Linked DNA regions of Homo sapiens: region 1 is linked to region 2. Evidence: read pairs that join two places in POLR2A ChIA-PET (ENCODE). Cell type or tissue: OCI-LY7. All regions are shown on one strand. Each heading gives the region's core, and the rest is flanking DNA. Links, peaks and the distances in the headings are about the cores only. Region 1 overlaps CASP10 (caspase 10). Region 2 overlaps LOC105373836 (a long non-coding RNA gene).

Region 1 (6,585 bases), core at 928-4,927, 100 kb before region 2:
CACCATGCCTGTCCAAAACCATGTTTTTATACTCTAGTCTAAACCCCTTGGGGTATTTATGCCACATTATTTCTGAAGTCACATATTGAAAAACTGGGGATTCTGACTACTCTGCAACTCACTTTTACTGCACAATTGTGATCTGAATAAAATTTCAAAGATTCTTTTTTAAGTCCTAGAGCCCAGGACAAAGGATAAATCTCATTTGCACTAAAGATTAGACAGTTCCTTTCTTTCAGGATGCCACTCCCAGTATCAGAGGCAGAGAGTTCTCAAGATCCTGGCCCTAGTGTGGAATTAGCTAATTAATTCCAAGGTGAAATGCCAGATCCTGATTAAAATTCAGACTTCACCTGGTTTGGCTGGAGAAGCTCAATCATGACAGTTAAGAAAATGGAATATATATTTTAATATTGTCAAACCCAGGGTTTATGCAAAAGCATCTTCACTTTCATATTAGCAACATGAATGAAGAAAGCATACACAAGGATTTCATGAGACAACATAAATATCAAAGATTTTTTTCAGATGGTTCATTTCTGGAGTGATCTAATGCCTTCAAAAAAGGGAAATCTTTTGTAATTTTATTTCTGAATATAAAAATAATATACAAGCTGGCATGGTGGTACTTGGGTGGCTGAGGCAGGAGAATTCCTTGAGCCTGAGAGTTCAGGACAAGCCTGGGCAACACAGTGAGACCGCCATCTTTATATATATGTGAATATATATATGAGTGTGTGTATATATATATATACACTTAATATATAAGTATATATATATAAAGTATACTTATAAATAAAGTATATATATACACATATATATTCATATATATATAAAGATGGCTGATATATATTCATATGTATATAAAGATGGCTGTATATTCAATTTTTAAAATTCAATATATATATATATTCACAGTAGGAATTTAAAAACATGTGCAATTATTTTTTAAGGCTATTGTAAACAGCATGTGATTGCAAATTAGCTGAGCTGGCTTTAGCAGAGCCTCTGGGCAGCTAAAATCATCCTTGAAATCGTGGTACATCTTTATCCAAGCAGAAAACAAGTGGCTTCAATGGATAAGAAAAGAAACTACCCCTCTCCAGAAATAACCCAAAGGGTATGCATGACTCAAAGTGTAACAGCATTTCCTCCACAGTCAAAGGGATCAGTCACTTCTGATTGATACAGAAAAAGGTGGGAAGAACAGAGATAATTACAGAGAGAGGGAGAAACAAGTCTGAAACAAACAGCTCGGAGCCCTTAAAATCATCGAAGGCTGGACCCTAGGGAGAGAGCCCCTAAAGAAACCGTCCTTTTGATTAAATTTGGAAAAAAAATTTTTTTATTAAAAAAGGAATAAAAGAAACCATCCAGACCTTTGTGCTGGTTTCAGAGTTTAGAGTGTTAGCAGATGCTCCTTGCATCCCCCTGGAGACCAGGCTTGGTGCACCATTTGTGGCTCTGTTACCTAGAAAGAGAGGTACTCAGACTCCAAATATCTTCCCCAAGCACTTAGATTTCTTCACTGATAATTTTCGCATCTAATTCTGGAGAATTATGCTTCTCTCAAGGCCCTCCTGAGACAAATTCAGCCACCATGCCCTTCCTGATGGGAGAGACTGATGTGTCTTCGCATTCTTTTTTGCTTTGTCTGGGTTGGAAACTATGCTGCTGGCAGGGATTGGGTGGGGAATTAATTAAGATCCCATGGATCAGCTCAAGGCTTCCAGCTCAAGTATGGTTGGATTGAGTCAGCATTTATGTCACTGGATATAAAGAGGCTAGGTGGACCTCTTCCCTAGAGAAGGAAAAAGAGGGAGGCTGGGCGTGGTGGCTCATGCCTGTAATCCCAGCACTTTGGGAGGCCAAGACGGGCTGATCGCTTGAGCCCAGGAGTTCAAGACCAGCCTGGACAACTTAGTGAGACCCCATCTCTAGAAAAAAAAAATACAAAAAATTAGCTGGGCATGGTGACACATTGCCTGTAGTCCCAGCTTCCTGGGACGTTGAGGTGGGAGGATCACCTGAGTCCGAGGGGTCAAGGCTGCAGTGAGCTGTGATTACACCACTGCACTCCAGCCTAGGCAACAGAGTGAGGCCCTGTCTCAAAAAAAAAAAAAAGAAAAGAAAAGAAAAGAAAAAAGAGGGGAAAAAGAAAGTTCCAGTTGGGCATCGACTGAGGATCACACTGCTTTGAAGTGTTCCTGCCAACTCCCTGATTCCTCTGGAAAAGACTCTATCACAGAGAGAAAGTCAGCAATGCATTATTTGTCACATGGCACTAACAGGAAAATGTAACATCAAACAGTTTTCTTTTTCCACTCACAGGAAGTTTGTAGTAGAACCCACCAAACTCTGTCCTTGTCTCTGGGGCATGAGTTAGTTATTAACTACTGCTAAGGGTCAGTCCTCAGGCTGAGCAAGTCCATATTCCCCAGACCAGAAAATACAGCAAAAGGGATCCACGCTTCAGTGGCTCAGAGCACCTATAAATTCCTCCTCACCATGAGAGAAGGTAATGCTCCACGGGAAGTCACGTCTAAATGTTGGAACCGCAGAATTGTAAAGCTGAAAGAAACTGCTTTATTCTTCAGAGGGGTGAAGCAGTCACCTGAGCTCACATAAATAGACACTGGGATAGCCTGGCCTTAGGAGAGTAAGCTCTGGAATCAGACAGCTGGGTTCAAATCCCAGCTTCACTTCTTTTTAGCTGCGGTGCCTTTTAGCTGCAGTGCAAAGCACTAGATTTCATGGGTCTCAGTTTCCTCATCATTAGTGAGAATAACAGTATTACCTACCTCCAGTGAATGGAGGAATAAATGATATAATCCCTGAAATCTCTCTGAACAGTGCCTAGTATGTGACAAGTGCTTAATAATGGTGACCTGGTCAATGTCACCAACATCATAGCACACAACCTCCGTGTTAGGCAAAAAGACAAATTGCTAGCAAAGCTGTGTGTCTTGGACTCTGAAGGATAATTTTCCAGAAAAAAAAATGAGGAATGGTCTGTGACAAACTTTACATACCACAGAAAGACTTCGCCAAAGCCTGTTTGTTCATAAGCAGTTTAACCTGATGGCAGATTCTGGAATATTTTCCTAAGGTTATGGTTTCTGGGCAGGGATTCAGGGAACTAAACACACCATCCTCAAGTCCCTCCTCTTGCTTCTTCTCTCCCTCTGAAGCAACATCTGGAACCACTCCATAGAGGACACGCACCCAGACTGCACATTCTGCTGTCACTACTGGCCTGAAGGCTTCAGCCCTGCGGGGGCTGTTTCTGCTGCACAGAGGGTGGCCTAATTCTGAAGGGTGGAGGAAGAACAGCCGCCTGCAGTCCCTAGAATCTGCTATACTAGGCATTCAGAGCAGAAACCACCCAGCCCTCTCCATACTGCCATAGAAAAGCCTAGTACAATCCATGCATTCAATGTCTTGCCTTGAATTGGAATAAAAAATGAATTATTCATTATTTATAAAGCTTCTCTTCCAAGTCACCTTGAATTCCTTGGTATATATCAAATATGTCTATCCCTACCATACCGATCTAAGTTGTAAAAAGTACATTAGAAATACCTACCATTACTACCTGCATGCTTATTTTGCCAGGACTCCTGCTGAGAAAAAAGAAAGGAGGGCATGAAACATAGGAATTTCACACAGTTAGGATGAGGAACAAAAACTAGACTTGATGCAGGGAAGGACAGATATCTAATCCACAGCCACAGAAAAGGTCATTGGGCCGGTTGCGGTGGCTCATGCCTGTAATCCCAGCACTTTGGGAGGCCAAGGCAGGTGGATCACCTGAGGTCAGGAGTTCGAGACCAGCCTGACTAACATGGTGAAACCCCACCTCTACTAAAAATAAAAAAATTAGCCGGGTGTGGTAGCGCATGCCAGTAATCCCAGCTACTCAGGAGGCTGAGGCAGGAGAATCACTTGAACCTGGGAGGCAGAGGTTGCAGTGGGCCGAGATTGCGCAACTGCACTCCAGCCTGGGTGACAGAGCAAGACTCTGTCTCAAAAAAAAAAAAAAAAGAAAGTTCATTGGCAGGAAATGGGAAGAGAACCAACTCTCTCCATCCAAAGGAGAAGGTTCACAAAGACGCACTGGCAAAAATACAGTGTGACATATGCTCAAGGGTACTTACTCATTGCAGCATTATTTACACTAAGGACTGGAAATAGCCTAATGTCCACCAATAGGAAGTGATTGAAAAAGCTGTGGTATGTCCACATAGTGGAGTAAGATGCCAAGGACAGCCTCTATACCCTTCTCCAGGGGATGCTGTCATATGGAGAAAGCAAAATGAAATGGTATTTGAGTGCACTACCTCTTTTGTAATAAAGGGAAGATATACGTTGGATTTTTTTCAAAAGTAATAAGATAAATCAAAAAACAAATAAAAATGGCAATCGAGGTGGGGAGGAGAGGCAAGGATGCACTACCTTGGGCATACATTAATGTTTTATATAATTAAATACAAAATTAAAACAAAGTCTAAGACCCTGTCTTTTCTGTACCCTCCTCCCCATTCACCATCACCCCCTTCCCCCTATGACTCTCAGCCGTCAGCCTTCAGCAGAAAGCCCCCAAGGGGACCTGACCAAGGTGTTGGGGAAGAGCTGTTCCCCCAGCTCTGCAGGAACAAATGCAAAGGAGGCTTAGCTTCACTTTCCAAAAGGCTTCCTGCCTTTCTTTTCATAAGCCACTGTTCCCTTCCTGTAGAATCCTAGATTTCTTCTAAGAGGCAGACAAGGGCCTGGCCAGACTGCCTTCTGGTTTTGTCCAGCAGTTGAGTGAGTCTTCTGGGATTAGGGGCAATGCAGACACAGCAGCAGGCTCTGCCCAGCCCCTCCAGGCCCTGGCTTTCCTTGATTTGTTCTTCCCTTGGCTGATAAAGTCAGCCAGAACAGGGACTAGAAAAAAGCTTTAAGGTCTAATCTGCCTTTCTTCTCCCGAGAATGTTGCATCCTCTGTTGACACCTCTCAAGTCTCTATGTCAGAGAGGAATGAATGAATGAATGAGTGAATGTCCCACAGCCTGGCCACACTGAATCATCTTTCAACTTCTTTTGATAGTTTTCAAGAGGGGTCCAATAAGGCCTTATAAAGAAGCAGGTGTTAGGTCTCCTCCATAGAGAGACATGCCTCTCCTTAAGAAAACCTTATGCCACACTCAAAAAAATCGATTTGGCCGGGTACGGTGGCTCACGCCTGTAATCCCAGCACTTTGGGAGCTGAAGCAGGTGGATCACCTGAGGTCAGGAGTTCGAGACCAGCCTGGCCAACATGGCGAAACCCCATCTCTACTAAAAATACAAAAAATTTGCTGGGTGCGGTGGCACGTGCCTGTAATCCCAGCTACTCAGGAGGCTGAGGCAGGAAAATCACTTGAACCTGGGAGGCTGAAGTTGCAGGGGGCTGAGAAAAAAATAAATTTAATTTTTAAACATATTAGGAGATGTTGCTTAAAATTCGATGAGAGTTCCTTCTCATTGAGCCCAATTATTGGCAGTGTTCTTTTAAATTTAAAAAAAAAATCCTCAGGTGCTTAAGAAACATGAGATGTTTCACCAAGTTTTATTTTATTCATCATTTGATGGAGAGGGAAAGGGCTGCCCAGATAACTTTTAAGACACCTTCCAACCTTAAAAGTCTGTGAAAACACGTGAGATGCTGTGCCCCAGTCCCCTTTGCACTTCTAGTACTGCCACGACTATCCCCCTACTGCATGTGCCGTGGCCAAGTTATCATCCCACGTCAGCGGAACCACAGCGCTTCAGAGGCCACAGCTGAGCCATGCCCCTTTAGAAACCACTGAATTTCTCAAAGACAACGAGCAGAATCGTGTGTGTGTGTGTGTGTGTGTTTCTACATGCATGTCAGTATCTGAGCACAAAACAAGTTGAAAAAGTGGGTGGGAAGAGTTACATTTAGCAGACAATTTAACTTAGAATTAGGGAATCCTAAAATGTCAGTGCTGGAAAACCACATTTTAAAGAGCTTCTGGGATGGCCATGCACAATAGCTCATGCCTGTAATCCCAGCACTTTGGGAGACTCAGGAGGGTGGATCACCTTAAGTCAACATGGTGAAATCCTGTATCTACTAAAAATACAAAAAAAATTAGCCAGGCATGGTGGCGGGTGCCTGTAATCCCAGCTACTAGGGAAGCTGAGGCATGAGAATCATTTGAACCCGGGAGGCTGAGGTTGCATTGAGCTGAGATTGCACTCCAGCCTGGGTGACAGAGCGAGACTCCATCTCAAAAAAATAAATAAATAAAATAAAATAATAAAGAGCTTCTGGGGGAGCGGGGAGGTGGGAATGGATTTGCAACTCTCTAAACAAAGCTGTGCCCATGGCCAGGGAGTTGGCCCATAAATGTTGCTTTAATTGGATTATAGTAAAAGAATCAAGGGGAGCAGCCTCTCTCCCTCAATACCTCAATCAGATATCTAGGCGCTTTTCTAGGATTGGAATTAATTGAATCAAGGGCTATTTTCCTAGAGAAAAGAAGCCAATTTAAGATTTTATAAATAATTGCAATTCTGTGTTATTTCCCATTGGGGGAG
Region 2 (6,585 bases), core at 1,050-5,049:
GTTATTTTGGAGATAAGAGGATAAATGTCAGTTACAGGGAAATGGAAATTTTGGTATAGCCTGTACATTAGACACTATTGTGTATGTTAAATTTCATGGGTATTGTCTTAATTCATTTGGGCTGATATGATAAAATACCATAGACTAGGTAGCTTATAAACAACAGAAATTTATTTCTAACACTTCTGGAGCTGGGAAATCCAAGATCACTGGCAGATTCAGAGTCTGGTGAGGGCCTGCCTTCTGGCTTATAGATGTGGTCATCTTCTCACTGTGCCCTCATATGGTAGAAGGGGCAAGGGAGCTCTCTATGATCTCTTTTATAAGGGCACTAATCCCATTCATGAGGGTTCCACCCTCATGACCTTTTCATCTCCCAAAGGCCTCACCTCCAAATGCCATCACACTGGGGATTAGGTTTCAACATATGAGTTTCAGGGGGAAACATTCAGTCTATTGCAGGTATGATAGTGATATTGTGATCATGTAGGAGAATGTCTTTGTTCATAGAAAACACACACTGAAGAATCTAGGGGTAAAGTATCATGATGTCTGCACATTACTGTCAATGATTCAGCAAAGTGTGTGTGTATGTGTGTGTCTAGAGAGAGAGATAAAGTAAATGTGGCTAAATGTTAACAATTGGTGTCTGTAGGTAAAGGGTATATGTGTATTCTTTAAATTTTCTGGTTTTCAGGTTTTGTTTTGTTTGAGACAAAGTCTCTCTCTGTCACCCAGGTTGCAATGCATTGGCACGATCTCAGCTGACTGCAACCTCCATCTCCCGGGTTCAAGCAATTCTCATGCCTCAGCCTTCCGAGTAGCTGGGACTACAGGTGTGTGCTACCATGCCCAGCTAATTTTTGTATTTTTAGTAAAGACAAGATTTTGCCATGTTGGCCAGGCTGGTCTCGAACTCCTGGCCTCATGTGATCTACTCACCTAGGCTTCCCAAAGTTCTGGGATTATAGGCGTGAGCCACCACACCCGGCCTGGTTTTCAGGTTTGAAAATAAAAAGTTGGAAAAATATCTACACATGATTCTGTATTCCCCCAATTGTATTTGGGATACAATGTAAGACTTTTCATGCACATAATTTTCCTTAAAAATCTTATCTTGAGGTTTTTTTGGGGGGGCAGAAATATGAACAATTTCTGTGCAAATATTAGTCAAAAACACCATATCCAGAGAAAAATACATTCCCTGATGTTTGATAAAAACAAAGATACATTCCACTTGGAAGACATTTATCAGGGAGGTGCTTTGCACCTCCTGTGTGACTGCATATGAATTTTTTTTACTTTTTATTTTTATCCCCTTGATTAATCTATTTTGTTTGTTTGTTTGTTTTTTGAGACAGGGGCTCCCACTGTTGCTCAGGCTAGAGTGTAGTAGCATGATCATGGCTCACTGCCACCTAGACCTCCCAGGCTCAAGGAATCCTCAGTAGCTGGGGCTACATGCACATGCCACCATTCCCAGCTAATTTTTTATTATTTGTAGAGACAGGGTCTCACTATGTTGCCCAGGCTGGTCTTGAACTCCTGGGCTCAAGCAGTCCTCCTGCCTTAGCCTCCCAAAGTGCTGGGATTACAGGTGTGAGCCACTGCACCCTGCCTGCTTTATTCTTTGCAAATGGTAAGGCCATGTAAATCTAAGAATGTGGAAAAGCCTAAATGCAGTATACACAACCATCTGTGGTTCTGTTGAATTTACATGTTCTGCTCTGGCAAGCTGGAGTAACAGGGACTGGTGTATCCTCCTGCCTGAAACAACTGAAAAACCATGTAGACAAAATGTCTACCTGCATTCTAGCCTGGGCAAGTAGCAAGACTCCATATCTTAAAAAAAAATACAAAAGAGCAAAGAACCAGGAAAAGATCACTCATATGAGGACAATAACAATCAATCAATCAATAGAATTACACCCAGAAATGCCATAGGTAATAGAATTAGTATATTTGCCTTGGCTTTTGAGGTGAGGTAAAACAAACAAGCAAAATAATTAGTAGATAGGGATACTAAAACAGATTCTATAGCCATATTTCAATAAGATAGAGGAAAGACTGAGCATGTTAAGTTGAGACATGGAAGATATAAAGACTCGTATTAAAACTATAGATGGGGCCAGATGCAGTGGCTCACACCTGTAATCCCAGCACTTTGAGAGGCCAAGGTGGGAGCATCGCTTGAGGCCAGGAGTTTGAGATCAACCCAGGCAATAAACAGATATCTCATCTTTACAAAATAAAAAAATTAACTGGGCACGGTGGCACACACTCTCAGCTATTCAAGAGGTTGAAACAGAAGGACTCCTTGAGGCCAAGAATTCAAGGCTACAGTAAGCTATGATTGTGCCGTTGCACCACTCCAGCCTGGGTGACAGAGCGAGACACTGTCTCTAAAAAAGAAAAAAAGCTCTAGATGGGCCAGATGTGGTGGCTCATGCCCATAACCCCAGCACTTTGGGAGGCTAAGACAGGAATCACTTGAGGCCAGGAGTTCAAGACCAGCCTGGGCAACATAGCAAGACATTCATCTCTACAAAACAAACAACCACCAAAAAACACACACAAAAAAACTTCTAGATGCAAACTACAATGTCTGAGGTGAAGAATACATTGCATGAGGTTAAAAGCAGATTAGATACTGAAGAAAAGATTAGTGAACATGAAGACACACAATATAAATTATCTAAAATGAAATACAGAGGCCTTGCATGGTGGCTCATGCCTGTAACCCCAGCACTTTGAGAAGCTGAGGTGGGCAGATCACTTGAGGTCAGGAGTTTGAGACCAGCCTGGCCAACATGGCAAAACCCCATCTCTACTAAAAATACAAAAATTAGCCTAGCGTGGTGGTGGGCGCCTGTAAACCCAGCTACTCGGGAGGCTGGCAGGAGAATCACTTGAACCTGAGAGGTGGAGGTTGCAGTGAGCCAAGATTGTGACATTGCACTCCAGCCTGAGTGCGACAGAGCGAGATTCCATCTCAAAAGATAATAATAATAGAAAAATGAAAAACAGAAAAATTACTGAAAGAGAAAAATAAAGAGTATCAGGGAAACCATAACACAGTATCAGGGAGGCTAATATATGTGTAATTAAATTCCCTGAAGGAGAGGATGGGAGATAGAAAAAATACTTGAAGAGGTCGGGCGCTGTGGCTCATTCATGCCTGTAATCCCAGCACTTTGGGAGAGGCCAAGGCGGGTGGATCACCTAAGGTCAGGAGTTTGAGACCAGCCTGACCAACATGGCAAAACACTGTCTACTAAAAAAATAACAAAAATTAGCCGAATGTGGTGGCGGGTGCCTGTATTCCCAGCTACTCGGGAGGCTAAGGCAGGAGAATCGCTTGAACCCGGGAGGGAGAGGTTGCAGTGAGCCCAGACTGCGCCACTACAATCCAGCCTGGGCAACACAGCAAGACTCTGTCTCAAAAAAAAAAAAAGAAAAAGAAAAAGAAAAAATATTTAAAGAAATAATGGCTGAAAAATTCCAAATTAGATAAAAACAAACCCTTTGATCAAAGAAGCTTAATGAGCTCGCTTCCTCTAAGCAGCCTGAGGTGATCTGTGAAAATGGTTCACTATTCATTTGTCCTAGAAAACTTCACAAAATCATGCAAATCAAAAGGTTCAAATCTTTGTTTTCTTTAAGAATACGGGTGAAATTATCTGGGCCATCAAGGGTAGGCATACACGAGAAGCCACCAAGTATTCTGAAAGATGTCACTTTATAAAAGTACTGTGTAGAAACCACGCTACAATGGTGGAGTTGGTAGGTGTGCCCAGGCCAGACAGTGGGGCTAGATACAGGGTTGCTGGCCCAAAAAGAGTACTGAATTTTTGCTGCACATGCTTAAAAATGCAGAGTAATGCTGAATTTAAGGTTTTGGATATAGATTCTCTGATCATTGAGCCTATCCAGGTGAACAAAGCACCCAAGATGCACTGCTGGACTTACAGAGCTCATGGTCAGATTAACCCATACGTGACCTCTGCCTGCCACATCGAGATGATCCTTACTGAAAAGAACAAATTCTTTTTTTTTTTTTTTTTTTTTGAGACAGAGTCTTGCTCTGTCACCCAGGCTGGAGTGCAATGGCGCCATCTCGGCTCATTGCAACCTCTGACTCCCAGGTTCAAGCAATTCTCCTTCCTCAGCCTTCCGAGTAGCTGGGATTACAGGCCAGTGCCACCATGCCCGGCTAATTTTTGTATTTTTAGTAGAGACCAGCTTTCAGCATGTTGCCCAGGCTGGTCTCGAATTCCTGGCCTCAAGTGATCCGCCCGCCTCGGCCTTCCAAAGTGTTGGGATTACAGGCATGAGCCGCCGCACCCGGCCAGAACAAATTATTCTTTAACCAGAAGAGGAAGTTGAATTGAAGAAAAAGATATCTCAAAAGTAACTGAAGAAACAAAAACAAAAACTTGTGGCATGGGAATAAATTCAGAATAAAATAAATGCTAATAAAAGTTTGTGGCCAGGTGTGGTGGCTCATGCCTACAATCCCAGCACTTTGGGAGGCCGAGGCGGGTGGATCATTTGAGGTCAGGAGTTCGCGACCAGCCTGGCCAACTTGGTGAAACTCCGTCTCTACTAAAATACAAAAATTAGCTGGACATGGTGGTGTGCGCCTGTAATCCCAGCTACTCGGGAAGCTGAGGCAGGAGAATCGCTTGAACTCAGGAGGCAGGGGTTGCAGTGAGCCTAGATCATGCCACTGCACTCCAGCCTGGGCGACAGAGCATCCGTCTCAGAAAAAAGAAAAAAAAAAAGTTTGCATTTGGAGACCATTATTCTAAGTGAAGTAACACAGGAATAGAAAACCAAATGTCATTATGTTCTCACTTGCAAGTGGGAGCTAAGCGACCGGGTGCAGTGGCTTATGCCTGTAATCTCAGCACTTTGGGAGGTTAAGGTAGGCGGATCACTTGAGGCCAGGTGTTTGAGACCAGTCTGGCCAACATGGTGAAACCTCATCTCTACTAAAAATACAAAAATTAGCTGGGCTTGTGGTGCTCACCTGTAATCCCAGCTACTCAGGAGGCTGAGGGAGGAGAATCACTTGAACTTGGGAGAGGGGGTTGCAGTGAGCCAAGATCGCACCACCGCACTCCAGCCTGGGTGACAGAGCAAATGAGACTTTGTCTCAAAAAAAAAAAAAAAAAAAGCGGGAGCTAAGCTATGAGGACACAAAGGCATAAGAATGATACAATGGACTTTGGGGACTTGGGGAAAAGAGTGAGAGGGAGGTGAGGGATAAAAGACTACATATTTGGTACAGTGTGCACTGGTCAGGTGATAGGTGCACCAAAATCTCAGAAATCATCACTAAAGAACTTATTCATGGAACCAAACACCACTTGTTCCCCAAAAACTTATTGAAATTATAAAAAAAGAAGTTCGATGAACCCCAGGTACAAGAAACATGAATAAAATTGCACCAACAAACATGATAATCAAATTGCTTAAAATCAGTGCTATTCCTTGGATATGAATGATCTATCAATCTGTCCCATAACTTGCCCTTTGGACAGGAAAGGACTAAGCTAAAGACACAGTATCTCTGGAATTTTGCCAGGATATGAAGTTTAGTGTCTGCTCCATTCCAGACTTTTTATTTTTTTCTTTTTTGAGATGGGGTCTTGTTCTGTTGCCCAGGCTCAAGTGTAGTGGTGCAAACATGGCTCACTGTAGCCTCGATCTCCTAGACTCAAGCAGTCCTCCTACCTCAGCTTCCTAAGTAGCTAGTACTAAAGGCACATGCCATCATACCTGGCTAATTTTTACTTTTTTTGTAGAGACAAGGTCTCCCTATGTTGCCCAGGCTGGTCTTGGACTCCAGGGCTCATGCAGTCCTCCGGCCTCGGCCTCCCAAAGTCCTGAGATCACAGGTGTGAGCCACCATGCCTGGCTAAGACTTTTTAAATGAATCAGACCAGCCCTAACACAAGGGATTCAGTCCTAGACAATAGCAGCTGTAACCAGCTTTCATCCAGATGGCCTGCCAGTTACTGTCCAGAGTTGTTCCATTTCTCTTCTTTGCCTGCCTGGCTTGATGATCCCCTTGAATTAGAATCTATGCTCTTGTCCTTGCACCATCTTACTTCCATAACCCATTTGGACAGGATTTTCTAGCTTTGGGTCTTAGCACTCTCTTTAGACATTATTTGGTAAATGTCCTCTGCCCCAGACCTCAGGACATATACCACATGGACCCCACCACCATTCCTACCCATTTTTCTGTGAAAATTTTCCAGAAATAAATTTCTGATCATGTGGCCAATCAACCCACTACAATCTCAACCAAGACTGCATATGCAAAACCACTTTGTTGTTTTAGATTTTGTCACTTTTTGGAATTATAATTTTGTTATGCCATTTATTCCCCTTAGCAAGAATAATTAATTGCCCTTAAAGGATAGTGGAAGGCGGAAAATAATGATGTAATGTTTAGAAATATTATAGCATTAGAAATAAATGCTCAGAAATATTAAATTAGTCTTTCCACCAGGATATAAAGGTCCATCTTCTGCTGAGAAGTCTATGAGAGGCCAAGTAATCATTTACGAGAGT

The links. ChIA-PET counts read pairs that join two places held together with the same protein. Peaks named below come from ENCODE experiments on the same cell type or tissue, not always from the same donor. Only the 100,000 strongest peaks of a DNase experiment are listed, where the experiment ranks them.
Region 1: POLR2A ChIA-PET joins it to region 2 with 7 read pairs; 13 of 35 experiments call an interaction of 5 or more read pairs at or near these places.

Annotation. Positions count from the first base shown.
Region 1 is chr2:201,200,768-201,207,352 of GRCh38, reverse strand. It overlaps CASP10 (caspase 10), which reads right to left. Exons shown (of 10, transcript NM_032977.4): 6 at 3,587-3,623; 7 at 1,380-1,471. Among named protein-coding and RNA genes, the nearest start is that of CASP10, 21 kb to the right of the region's middle. In OCI-LY7, for the core only: no CTCF peak of the experiment used is centred there; a DNase peak (open chromatin) is centred at 2,502.
Region 2 is chr2:201,099,957-201,106,541 of GRCh38, reverse strand. It overlaps LOC105373836 (a long non-coding RNA gene), which reads left to right. Exons shown (of 3, transcript XR_923785.3): 3 at 739-1,038. It also overlaps the pseudogene RPL17P10. Among named protein-coding and RNA genes, the nearest start is that of CFLAR, 13 kb to the left of the region's middle. In OCI-LY7, for the core only: no CTCF peak of the experiment used is centred there; no DNase peak of the experiment used is centred there.